3 separate regions of the Homo sapiens genome follow, and regions 1 and 2 are each linked to region 3. Evidence: chromatin contacts called from ENCODE Hi-C or POLR2A ChIA-PET data. All regions are on one chromosome and are shown on one strand. Each heading gives the region's core, a stretch centred on a gene start or an enhancer-like site at or near the end of the contact. The rest is flanking DNA. Distances are from core to core; before and after follow the strand shown.

Region 1 (4,056 bases), core at 654-3,153, 1.3 Mb before region 3:
TTTTCATTGGAAATACTTGATCTGTAATTACATTTCATAAAATTTACAGTCAAAAATGGATTCACATTTCCAACTTGTTTCAAATTTACTTAAAAGTTTTCCAGTAACTGAATGGAATATCAGTTTTTAAATTTACATTTAAATTGATTAAATTAAAATGAAAATTTGGTTTCTCGGTCATGTTAGCCACATTTCAAATGTACATTGGCCAATGTGGCTGATGGCTGTCGTGTTGAACAATGCAGGTCTATGAGAATGTCAGATGACATTATGAGAATAACCCAATGATCCTTGGATGTCTTACCTACATGGGAAACACTGTTTCTCCCCCTCTCCCACTACCTGCTTTTCACGGAGAAGCTAACATTTATTAAGCACACACTCTATACCAAGCACTTTTCTAGAATTAAAGGTACAAAAGGCATAAGTCATCTGTGCCCCAGAGGAATTCACTATTTAGTGTGGAGCTATCTTTAAAATGACTCTATCATTAATGTACGAATGCAACCAAAACACAGAGAGGAATAACTGTGACTCAAGAGATGAACATGAGTGTGTCAGATGGAGAATTTCAAGCAGGAAAAACAACAGAGTGCCAGAACCATATACAGATCTGGTGAGGTTGGTGGGAGGGCAAAGGAGGTTGTTGAAAAGGCTGTGGAAAAATTAGAATGTGGTTTGATTTCTATCCCACCTGTGTGATGAGGATGGAAACATCTTCTCCTGAGCTTCAAACATCCCTACCACACACAGACACACACACACAGACACACAGACACACACACACACCATTGTGGAAATCCCAGCCAGACCTTGGGTATTCATGCCCCCAAGCCCTGTGAGGGGCACATCCAATATGAAGGCTGTGGGAGAAGAGAATCCTGCTATCATGTACTCACTCATTTAGCAATTAATAAGTGCTTACTAAATGTTAACTCTGTAGTGCGAGGGAAGAGGGTATGATAAATACACACTTTCTGGGTAGGTACATGTATGATCTAGTTGCCTTCACTTTTCCCCTGACAGGTCATTGCTCTGTCAACACATATTTATTAAACAATCACTTGGGGGCACGGTACCTCCTTCCTCTCCTTTCCCTCCGAGATAAGGCCAACTCTAGGTGTTCCCACTATCTTCAACCCCACCCCACGGTAGGCTCACAAGAACGTCATTTTGATCACTTAAGGGATGAATTTTAGGTTTAGATGGAGGATAAACTTTTGGAGATGGTTCCTCATATGGTCTGTCTGGAGACTTTTTGCAATAAATGGTGTCCGTGCCATCCAGAGAACATAGGTCACCAGTTAATCAAGACAGTAGGGAATAATGATTTACACATGTTGACAAATTGATTCCTCTTAATAACCAGGTCAATTTTTTGGCCAACACTATACACATGTACACTATGCACATAATTACGACATCTATAAAAGATAGAATTAATCTAATTTTATGCAGATATGGGAAGAACTCGTCCCAAGTCTCACAGTCAGTAAGTGATGGAGCCTAGAGTTGAACTGTTTCACTTCACTACCATGTTAATACTTTTCTCAACACATTCTGCCGCTCTCACTCTAAGTGTGAGGCCCTGTCCAACTAAAACATAATATGGTGAGTTCGTCATTGATTCAAATAATCAACTTTCTTCCCGAATCCCAAGTTTATCTCTTCTGATTAGGAAAAAAAATGCATTTTGATATGTCGCGTTTGCGTAAAGCGAGGCCGACCGCACGCCCCCTTCTCGCGAGCTGCTCCCCTCAACTGCGACCCAATCACCCTTGCACACGCCTCCTGAGCCCCCGCGGTTCCCACCGGGCTTCAGGCCACGCCTCCGCCGCTGCACCGCCTCCTCTCCCCGCCTTCGCCCGTAGTCTATAAAACCTGGAGCGCAGGATCGCGCCCAGGAGCGGCGAGCTAGCGGACGCAAAGACTGGGCATGCTCCGCGGCGGCGCAGGTTTTGGTCACAAGTAGGAAGAAGCCAGTGCACCAGACCGGCAAAGAGAAGCGGGAGCCGCCGCGGCAGCGCGGCCGTGGGGTCCGCCGCCGCCGCATCGGAGCGGGAGGAGGAGCAGCGGGGAGGGCGAGGCCGCCGGGCCGAGAGCCGTCCCGCCTGCTCTCGGTCTTCTGCCTTCGCCTCCGCGCGGTGCGTCGGACCCAGGGTCTGTCACCTGGGCGCCAGGGGCCGCCGCCGGGGAGCCGGAGCGGGCAGGACCCTCCCTCCGCCGACTGCGGCCCGAGAGCGCCCCCGCGGGGTGGAGCGGCAGCCGCCTTCTGCGGGCGGCTGAGTGTCCGTCTCGCGCCCGGAGCGGGCGACCGCCGTCAGCCCGGAGGAGGAGGAGGAGGAGGAGGGGGCGGCCATGGGGCTGCTGTCCCAGGGCTCGCCGCTGAGCTGGGAGGAAACCAAGCGCCATGCCGACCACGTGCGGCGGCACGGGATCCTCCAGTTCCTGCACATCTACCACGCCGTCAAGGACCGGCACAAGGACGTTCTCAAGTGGGGCGATGAGGTGAGCGCCCGCGGTCCCCGTCCCCGCCGGGCACCCGTGTCTGGCCGCCCGCGCTGCCTTTGTCTTGCCCTACGCCCCCGGCCCTATCGCGGTCCGCGTTCTCCACTGCGCCCGGGGGTCCTCGAGCGCCTCCCGGCCCCGGGAGCATCGTCCCTGCTTTCGCCTAGTCCGCGTCCAGGGCCATCCTCCTGACTAGACTCCTTTCTTGTTCATTCATTCTTTTGGGTTTTCCCCTTCATTCCATAAACACGGATTGGGCGCTGGGAGGGCGTGAGCATGAAAAAGTGACATTAGGTGCTGCGAGTCTTCAACCTAGTGTATCTGCAGACCGGCAACTACCATGATCCACCTTACAGGCTCAAAATTCGCTTTTGCGGTCAATATGAAAGAGATTTAAGTTTTCCTAGTAGGCCTGCTGCTTTTAGAAATCAGGTCTTCAGGATGTCCACTTCTGCCCTACCTCATGCAGGTGTCTTTTCCTTAAACCTCTCCAACTTCTCATCTTCCCTCCCCTCCAAAACACACACACTTCATAGCTATAAATTGAAACCAGTAAATTACGGCTCAGTTTCCTACATGGGGGAGGAACCTTCCCTTTCCTGTTTAATTCTAAGTGGGAATGCATTTAGAGTTTCAACATTAGGATTTGCTTGTGTCTTTCCATGGCCTAGGTCCAGCAACTAAACTTTACAAACCAGTGTTCTGCCTAGAGATGAAATGTCTCTAGATTCTCAGTAGGTTGAACCATTGTTTATTGGAATGATCTGGAATGCAGCAATGTTAAAACTGTTGATTTAGTGTCATCTGCCAAAACTTTTTGTGCCTTCCCTTTCTGTTTTTGAAAATTACGTGTGTATGCAGTACACATTAAATGACTTCTTGAGAAGTCCATCTCTGTTTTTGTTTTTAGCTTTTGCCTTAGATGGCTTGCCACCTGTGTAAATTGTTTATCTTTTGGCCAGTGTTGTTATCAATCTTGGCCTAAGTGCTGACGTGCTGTTACACCAGTGCAGAATATCTCCTTTCAAAAAGTTAGTTTTTTTTTTTTTTCTAAGATTGGGATTCTACCTCCTACAGCTGAAGAAATTGTGCTGTTTTAAATTAGGAAAGTATGATGACTAGTAATTCACATTTCTACAAAAAGTGGTTTGTCACACTTCTTTGAACAGAAAAAGCACAGCATGTGTTTTGGTGATGATTCTTCAGTTTTACTGTAAAGTTCATAGTTTCTTTACAGCATCTGCCATTTTGTATATTCATTTTTGTATTGTGTGTCACAGGAAAATGTAAGACGAAATTGGGCAGGGACATTATGCTTGTTCACCTCTGTTTTCCTAGAGCCCAGCCTTGTGCCTGGTGTAGTTGGCATCAGGTCCTTGTGGCATGAATGAGTGAATGAACTACTATTTCAAGTTCCCACTGTATGGTAACTAGTCATTGTAGAGCAGTTCAAAGTTTGACATTTTTTTGTGCTGCTCTTTTTTTTTGAGACAGAATCTTGCTCTGTCGCCCAGGCTGGAGTGCAATGGTGTGATCTCGGCTCACTGC
Region 2 (4,183 bases), core at 1,379-3,878, 1.0 Mb before region 3:
TGTTAGAAGGTGTTAGAAGGATGTCCTTCTCCAGCGATGGTTAAAAAGTGCTTTTTAATTAACTAGTAGCAGCCAAGGAGCAGGAAGTGGAGGCTTCTGTGTTGACCCTAAACGTATTTTTGTACAACAATTTGATTGTTGCAACATTTAAAAATTTCCCCTCCAATTATCCATTATACCGGAATGAGGTTGTTCTGCCTTCTTCAGCCGTGGAGCTAACCTGTGGCAGTGCTTTGTAGAATCTATCAGTGCCCCAGTTTTGCAGTTACTCATCTAAAACCCCAAATAGAGCTGTGTTTTTTGCCTTCGTGTATGATATATGGCAGGAAAAATGACTTTATCAGAGAATTACAAGAGTTTGTTACTTCCTTAGAATGGAGGTTAGAAAGTATAGGAATTCTGCAGGGGGAAGAAAGAGAATAAGCATAGATTCAGAGTGTTAGGATGACAGTACACAATCAGATGTACCACTGTTGGTGCGGTAGATATTTTTGAGCCAAGATTTAATCCAGAGTTATCATTTATTTAAATGCCAACACTTTAACATGAATTCTGTCGTCAAGTTACTTTCATTTCTAAAGCTTGTTAGTACTTGGATCTTCTTTCCTTTATGGTCTTCACGACATTTTGAATTTTAACATTCCTCAGCAAGGTGTGGTTTTATTTGGGAACTGATTTTCCCAACCTAGAAAAATCTTTTTAAATTCTAGAATCAGGGTTGTGACTACCAAATTAAAGCACCATTTAATTTTTCATTCTGTGTAACTGGCAGCCAACTTGAAGAATGTTCCCATGCCTGCCTAACGTTAACGAGTTGACTGATAAAAGTGATGGATGGGAATGAGAGAAGAGAAAATGCAAGGAAATCTCAGTCTGATTCCTTGCAGCACATGGGTTTGTAAACTCAGCTGACTCATTTTTAGGTGAACAATAACCGTTAAAAAAAAAGTAAAGCAGGATATGATGAAGTTAAGCTAGACAATAGCTAAACGTTTTTAAATCAAAAGGAATGTGACTTGACTGATACCACAGGAAAGGGAGCTTTCAAAGCAAGCTGACTGCTGCCTTAGAAGCCAGACAAACCAAGACTTGGCCCTAAAAATATCTTTACTGTTTTAGAGTCAGCAAACAGCCTGGTTGTGGGTTTAGGAAATAAACTTTTCTTTAATATAATTCTTATACCAACTCTTTACTATAATGTATATTTTTAAAAATCTTGATACCTTTTAAAACAGATTTGCCTTAAGATCCCAGTACTTTTCCTTTGCTGGGCAGCTTTGTCACTCTCTCCTACCCCAGGTAGAAATGGCCAAGATGCTTAATATTTGCACTCTCCTTGAGACGTACTTCATCTTGAGAATTGTGACTGTGCCTTCTCCTCATTAACCCCAACCACCTCCTTCCGTTGTTGCCACCTACCCCCATCCCCTCATGTTCTGTTGTCCTTGGGAGCCAAGTGGAAAGGAGGTGGAGGGGGACTGATTTGCTGTAAAGCTTATTGTAGTGTCTTTTTTCAAACATGCTTCTAGCAACTAGTTTGATTATTAGTTCAAAGTGAGCACTGATGTTGACTTAACCTCCCACACGTGATTCACCTGGGCATATACTTGCCCCTGGAGGGAGTTGAACAGTGGACAGATGGATTTTCCACATGAGCAGGACTCTCTTTAGGGCTTTGGGTTTTGTTCTTTGTTCTGCTCGTGTTAGTATTTCCAGGTTTTTGTATTCCAGGCTATGGTAGTTCCAGTCTTTCTCTCGAATTCAGGCCCAAGGATCCTAAAATTCTACAACACTTAGTATAGTACATGGGGAGGGAACTAGCCAGGAGCGCAGAACTGATCCATGGTGGTGGGGGTGAGTCAGACGAAGGTGTGCTGAACTCCCTCACACTCTCTTGCTCCTTTCAGCTGTATCTTTAAATATAGGGTAGTTTATAAAGAGAATGGTCAGCTCCAGTCAGTTTTTTGTAGTGAGATACTTAAAATGAGACACAATTATAATATAGTTGCATGGTTACCAAAAACACTCCAGAATCTTATAATGGGAAGCGGCTTTTTAAATTAGGAGTGTCTTTTGGAAAATGTGCGTTAAAAAGGAATTCTTTAAAATTGGTTCTAATTTACCTGCCCGTAATCCATTTTTACTGTCATTATTTTCTGTGTGTGGCTCTTGAACTAGTGAATAGCTTTGGAAGACTGTTTTCATTGGGACTTTTTTTCACTGGGCCCTGTTACTACTCCCTGTTGTAACCTGTAATTCTGGGAAGCCCCCTAGGTTGAGTGCAGGTCAGAGACTCCTGGTTAAAGAGGATGGGAATCGATGCTTTGGCTTGGTGTCAGCGTGGTCTTTTTCCTGGGAAGTGCTGGCCACTCCCAGCCCTGTCCATTTTCCTGTCAGTGTGTGGGGAACCAGCCAGATCAAAGAATAGCTTATTCTTTTGCTGCATGTAGGACTAAAGCTCCTTTTCCATGGAGCCTAGTGCCTGGGCTTGGTCCCTGCTAGTACAATTGTACAGAGCAGCTGTGTTCCCACTTGACCCAGCTCACCCAGGCTGCCTGTAGTGTGATTCGGGTTATTGAGAAGTTATGTCATTGGCCCACCGTAGCTCAGAAGATAGGAAACCGCACCAGTGAGGCCAACCACAGACCTGGCAGTGTGATTGGGCATCTTGTGCAAAGTAGGTCATGCCGTTCCCATAAATCCAGATTACTAGGCAAAGTGTCAAGACTTTTGCATAGCCCTGTGCCTCCCATTCCTTTAGTACAAAAGAGTATAGCTCAGCCCACAGACCACTCAGCAAGTGCCCAATTTACTTAACAGGGCAGGCCAGCCTAGCCTGGTGATGAAGAATTCATTTGCTGAGACCTTTGTACTGTTCATGTGGCATAGCAGATGAGGCTCAGCAAGGAAGATGGGAATGAAAAGGGCACGTTGCTGGCAGGAGGGCTGCAGGAAGGAGGGTTAGGAGATGGTAGCAGTGTGAGCAGATAAGGATTGGCACCCTCTTCTGTTCCTAGCCCGTTGGCCACAAGCTCTCTGAAAGGTCTCAAGAAAGCTCTCATGACTGACCTCTGTCTACTGCTGAGCAAGGCCTGGGCACCAGACGGAGTGGAGGACAGAAGGCCTCCCATTGTGCTGCCCACTCCTGTCATGGCTTCTGGTCCTTGTGCATGCCAGCCTAGCCCTGACCCCAGGGCCATTGTGCTCATTTGTGCCTCTAAATGGAACACCCACCCTTTCCCTTGGTAGATGTGTGGCTTGCTGTCACCATTCAGGCTCTGCTCTGTTGCCACCTTCTCAGGCTGCCTTCTCTATGTTTTCCAAAATAAATTCCCACTCCATGATTCCAGCCCCTTTATTCTGCTTTATTTTTTTTGCTAACAGTTATTTTGCATATCGTATTGTACGTGTGTTTCTGTCTGTAATTAATATATGTTTATGGTCTTTCTCACCAGCCTGCAATCCCAGGGCCTTCAGGTCTCCGTGCCTAGCATGTGGTAGGCACTCGGTGTGTGGTATGAATGAAAAATGAGTACATGGTATTGAGGGACACTAGTTATGGGGCTGCCTTGACAAACATGAGGTTGTATTGAGTAAATGATGAAGCTTTTGGTGAAGGTGTCTCTTAGTAACCTGTGCAGAAACAAACAGCCTTGCCTGAGAAGATTACAGTATATATCCAATTGTGGGTGTGGTAGGGGAGAGTTTGGGGGAAATACTGAACATGCCAGAGTCCAGCCCAAAATCAAGCTTGGGATCCACAGCTCAGGACTCTCCTGATTAGGGCCTGTTGTCCAGGGCCTACCTCTACCTGCCCCTTCTCCCTTTTCACTGTAGTCATTTCAGAAACAATAAGCAGGAACAATAATTTGAAAATTATTATCATTTCCCCACATGTATCTGTTCTTTTAGAGAATGTTTTGTTGGCTCTTTCAATATATTCCTAAGTTTGATTGTGAAAAGTTCTGCAAACCTAGGAGAAAAATTCTCAAGCCGAGAAGAAATGCAGTCTAAGAACAGATGTACCGTTTCTGACAAAAATCGTTTCTTGCGTGTGCTTTTGTAGAGAACACATTTCATTTTATAAAGATGAAAGAGTGCTCCTGTGCCTGCCAGCTTCCACAGGGCCTCTTCAAGATGGTTTAGACTCAGATTATTTGGGACAGATGGCTTGTAACAGGAT
Region 3 (3,892 bases), core at 1,255-3,754:
ATTACAGGGTATTATTTGAAATGTTTTGCAACATATAATGTTCATTAGTTTGAACAAAGGTATATATAATTTCTTGTAATAATATTTATTATGGATTTGTATTGTGTCTTTGGGTATTTTTTGGACCCTGAGGACATAGAAAAATGGCAGTATTACATCTATTTTGCAATCTCTTTGCAATCTTGTTTTCTTTCCATTCTCTTCCTGTATACTCTGCTCTCCAGGGAGCCCCCTAGCGTTTAGGCAGCCTTGGAGATGGGCTTGAGTCCATTAAAGTCTAGGGTGGAAAGAAAATTGAAATGGAGGAAAGCAGGAATGTGACCCAAGTATGGAAACTGTAGATACACTACTTTATTAGATTATATGTGCTTTTTAATTTTGAATCAGGATAGAGGAGGACTACGGGCTAAGCTCAGCTGGACTTTTTATGAGATATGTACAAATGCCCCTAATTTTTCTGTAGCAACAACCTGATTGATTTTGGGCAGTTTGCAGGTGTCGGGGATAACAAAGGAAATACATTTCCTCTGCTTAAAGATTTCATGCCCTAATGAAAGAAGGGAGAAACACCAATTAAATAGCGGTGTGTCCTTCACAGCTGAAGATGATTATATTGGGACAAATCAAGTCTTTATCAAAGACCATGGCATGATTAATTCATTAAATAGAATTGTCTTTACATAGTTTCCAAATTTGCCATTAGCTCATGGAATGTTAGAGTAAGACAGATTATCAGAGATATTCTAATTCAGTTTCTTCATCTTATACTGTATATAAGGAAACAAGCCCAGAAAAAAGTGTGAGAATCAAAGATGTGGTTTTCAGATTTCCACTCTTTTGGACTTTCTACTACAAATGACTCGACTTCTTTGCTAGTTTGAACTAAGCTTCCCGGTTCTTTTAGTGTTAATTTCAAATTGTTTCCAGAGCAGAGGATATCTCAGTACTCTGTCCAATAAGTTCATAAAATAAGAGTTATGAGTAAAAAGTCTTAATAAATCAGTAATTACCTCTTGCTATATAACGGCAAACAGTATCTTTATTCTAGAATTTTCTTTTTTTTTTGCCCGTTAATAAACATAAAAGCAAGCAGTCAAATGACAGCCTTTTTGCTTTGGCTAAGGATCGATTTATCTGCCCACTAGGATGGCACAAAACATACAGTAACTATAAACTGAATAATAACTAGAAATACATATACCCACACAAATAGATGGCCTATATATTTTGTTTAGGCAGATTATTCTTAGAATATTTATCAGTACATAGTGAGTCCTGAAGACTTTAAAACATAAGCTAATAGTTGGCTGAAATTTCAGATAAAGAATTATCAAATGTCTGATGTTGGGCAATCCAGTATTTCAGCTTCTTGTTCAGTAAAATTAAAAACACATGCTGGGGCAATGGGCTTGCTCTTTATTGTGCAGAGTGGTTACATGGGTGTAAGCACAGGTAAAAATTCACTGAGCTGTACACTTAAGATTTGTGCATTTTACTGTATATACATTATATCTCAAAATAAAACTAGAAATATAAGAAAAAGCCAACCACGACGGACTGAAAACAAACATACAAATTTGGACGTGCGATGATCTTTTAGTCATTATGGTTTCAGATTTGCTGTTAGTTACTGATTGATATTTAATCAAAGTGACGTGAAACACTTTTTCCCCTCTTGAGCTGATCGTTCAGTAAGCTAAGTTACTTAAAAGGATCTTGTGATCTTTTTATAAGACCAGAAAGCCTTTAATTTACCTGTTATTAAGTAAGATGGAGTAGTAACGGTTTCCAAAATTTGTATAACACACGATGAAGTCTCTAGGGGGCAGGGTAAACACAGATTTTTTTTTTCACTTCATCCTTCTCTGCGGCGATGTCTTTATGGAGTTCGTCAGGCAACGGTATCAGATAGCAAATGGGTTTTTAACTAATCTTTCCCTAAGGTACTGTAGTTCTATATTCTATCCTATAGATTCTCAAAATCCACTTTTACACTAGGATGCCACTGGAGGGCAGTTCTGATTTGGATATATCTTAAAAATGATTTGCTTTTATGTTTTCATCTCCCTGCGTTATAAAGCACCATCCTCTGAATTTGGTCGTTGCATCGGGTCAAAAGTTCTGCAGCTTGAAAAACCCTGCAAAAACATCCGGAAAGGAGGGAGAACACTACAACTCCCAGAACGCAATGCTTTCCCTCTCGCCAGCCTGTCCCCTCCAGCTGCTCAATGACCAGCCTCTGTGAGCCTCCTCTCAGCCCTATTGGTCAGTTTGCTCGTCAGTGAGTGAGGCGGAGGGAGGGGAGGAACAGAGAATCCCGGATGGTACGTTTCCCGCCACCGCGGGGCGCGCAGCGGAAAACCCGAAGAAGAAGAAGCTTTTGATTGGACAGTCGCTAGTCCGACCTCAGAGAACTCAGCCAATCATAATGCTTATATGCTCCCAAGGTCCCCGCCTCTTCCTCGAGGTAACCTTTGGTGGCGGGAAGAGTTCGGAAGTTTTCGCGCCGGGGTGGAGTCATCCTGGGAACCTCCACGCGACTTTGGTGGAGGTAGTTCTTTGGCAGCGGGCATGGCGGGTACCGTGGTGCTGGACGATGTGGAGCTGCGGGAGGCTCAGAGAGATTACCTGGACTTCCTGGACGACGAGGTGAGGGAGGCGCCGGCGCGCGGGCTCTAGCGCTCGGAGCCCCTGCGGACGCGGCCCGGCCGGGAAGCCAGAGGCCCGCCAGACCTCCAGACCGTGTGCCGCAGCGGAGCCTGCCGGGCCCGAGCCTCCAGCCCCAATCTTGTAACTTCTCAACGCCGGACTCGCTAGTTTGTGTTCGATAAGTGAACTCTTAGGAAGCCAGCTTTCTCTTAAGTACAAGCGATGGTCCGGGCGCGCAAAAGGCGACAGGTTCCCATTAAGTGCAAGCAGATTGGCAAAGCCCACCTCGGCCTTTTGCATTTCACTGCTCTCTCTTGATTTGAGGAGACTGTGGGGGAGGGGCTGCCCTAGGGCTATAGTGACCAGCCGCGTTGCAGAGTGCTCAGATTTTAGGGACTGACGTTTTACCTGGAGGAAAAGACTCCATAATTCGGCTGCATTCTTTTTCAATACCAACTAAGATGCAGATAAAAAGTGTTTTGTGTGCAGGCCAAGGGGATTTTATGTGCAACCCAAGACTTAAAGCCATAGAATGTTGAAAAAACCATCTTGAAGGGTTGATGATGTGACCAAATAGCTGAGATTCTCTATTCCTTTAGGTCGGGGTATGAGAACCCTTTCCGTATTATAGAGATGATTGGAAAAAATATTACTTTTTACATAATTCTTAAATGAAAAGCCATTTTAATGTGACTATTAAGAGTCTGTTTTATTTACATTTTTATTGTATATATTTGAAGTGCACATGTTTTGATATACATGGTGAAATGATTACTACAGTGAAACAACATATCCATCTATTCACGTTGTTACCTTTAACATTCACATTGCTAGGTTTAACTTAACATTTTAACAAAGTTTGCACTTACTGTCCATTTAGACTTCTCATGAGCTCATTTTAATTCTCCACTAAAGACAGAAATTACAGCATGCAGAAAAGTTGTCCATGATGATGGGAATAACAGCATGGACCTTGAGGAAGTCATTATAATTCTTATAGTCCCCTCTTAGGGTGTTATTTCGAATCTAAAAACAGTGAATGAAAGGGAGAAATTGATGAGCACATACTTACTGGGGATTCAGCTCTGCTGCAGAGATTGACTTAGCTATCTGGCTATGAGAACTACTTCTGTTTAGAAACATTGTTTTTAAATTTGTGGCTATGGTGATATGTGGTGGCTGTTTTGCAGGAAGACCAGGGAATTTATCAGAGCAAAGTTCGGGAGCTGATCAGTGACAACCA

Evidence for each region. A loop is a pair of places that touch in the nucleus more often than their neighbours do. ChIA-PET counts read pairs that join two places held with the same protein, here RNA polymerase II (POLR2A). Pooled maps may share reads with other maps.
Region 1: a loop to region 3 is called in a map of CD8-positive, alpha-beta T cell, with 5 times the contacts of the local background. The contact joins the promoter of GCLC here to the promoter of MCM3 in region 3. A Hi-C loop is called at or near these places in 4 of 168 maps with a recorded cell type or tissue (B cell, CD4-positive, alpha-beta T cell, CD8-positive, alpha-beta T cell and 1 more), 5 of 37 single-sample maps with no recorded cell type and 14 of 50 pooled maps. POLR2A ChIA-PET finds 5 or more read pairs at or near these places in 1 of 52 experiments (activated CD4-positive, alpha-beta T cell).
Region 2: a map of naive thymus-derived CD4-positive, alpha-beta T cell shows a loop between it and region 3 (21-fold over the local background). The contact joins the enhancer-like site here to the promoter of MCM3 in region 3. A Hi-C loop is called at or near these places in 1 of 168 maps with a recorded cell type or tissue (naive thymus-derived CD4-positive, alpha-beta T cell) and 6 of 50 pooled maps. POLR2A ChIA-PET finds 5 or more read pairs at or near these places in 1 of 52 experiments (Panc1).

The regions. Positions count from the first base shown.
Region 1 is chr6:53,542,948-53,547,003 of GRCh38, reverse strand. GCLC (glutamate-cysteine ligase catalytic subunit) reads left to right here and starts at 1,903. Exons shown (of 16, transcript NM_001498.4): 1 at 1,903-2,508. The coding sequence starts at 2,359. RefSeq lists a silencer at 1,930-2,359 and enhancers at 2,580-2,639, 2,478-3,219.
Region 2 is chr6:53,299,661-53,303,843 of GRCh38, reverse strand. The region is part of intron 1 of ELOVL5 (ELOVL fatty acid elongase 5); the gene reads left to right. Among named protein-coding and RNA genes, the nearest start is that of MIR5685, 25 kb to the right of the region's middle. RefSeq lists an enhancer at 2,462-2,511. Within about 2 kb of position 2,628, at least 18 of the 41 ENCODE cell types and tissues checked have a DNase peak (open chromatin) inside an H3K27ac peak, as active enhancers do; they include Panc1, where a contact is called at or near this core.
Region 3 is chr6:52,283,354-52,287,245 of GRCh38, reverse strand. MCM3 (minichromosome maintenance complex component 3) reads left to right here and starts at 2,504. Exons shown (of 17, transcript NM_002388.6): 1 at 2,504-2,649; 2 at 3,840-3,892. The coding sequence starts at 2,572. RefSeq lists enhancers at 2,027-2,226, 2,547-2,626.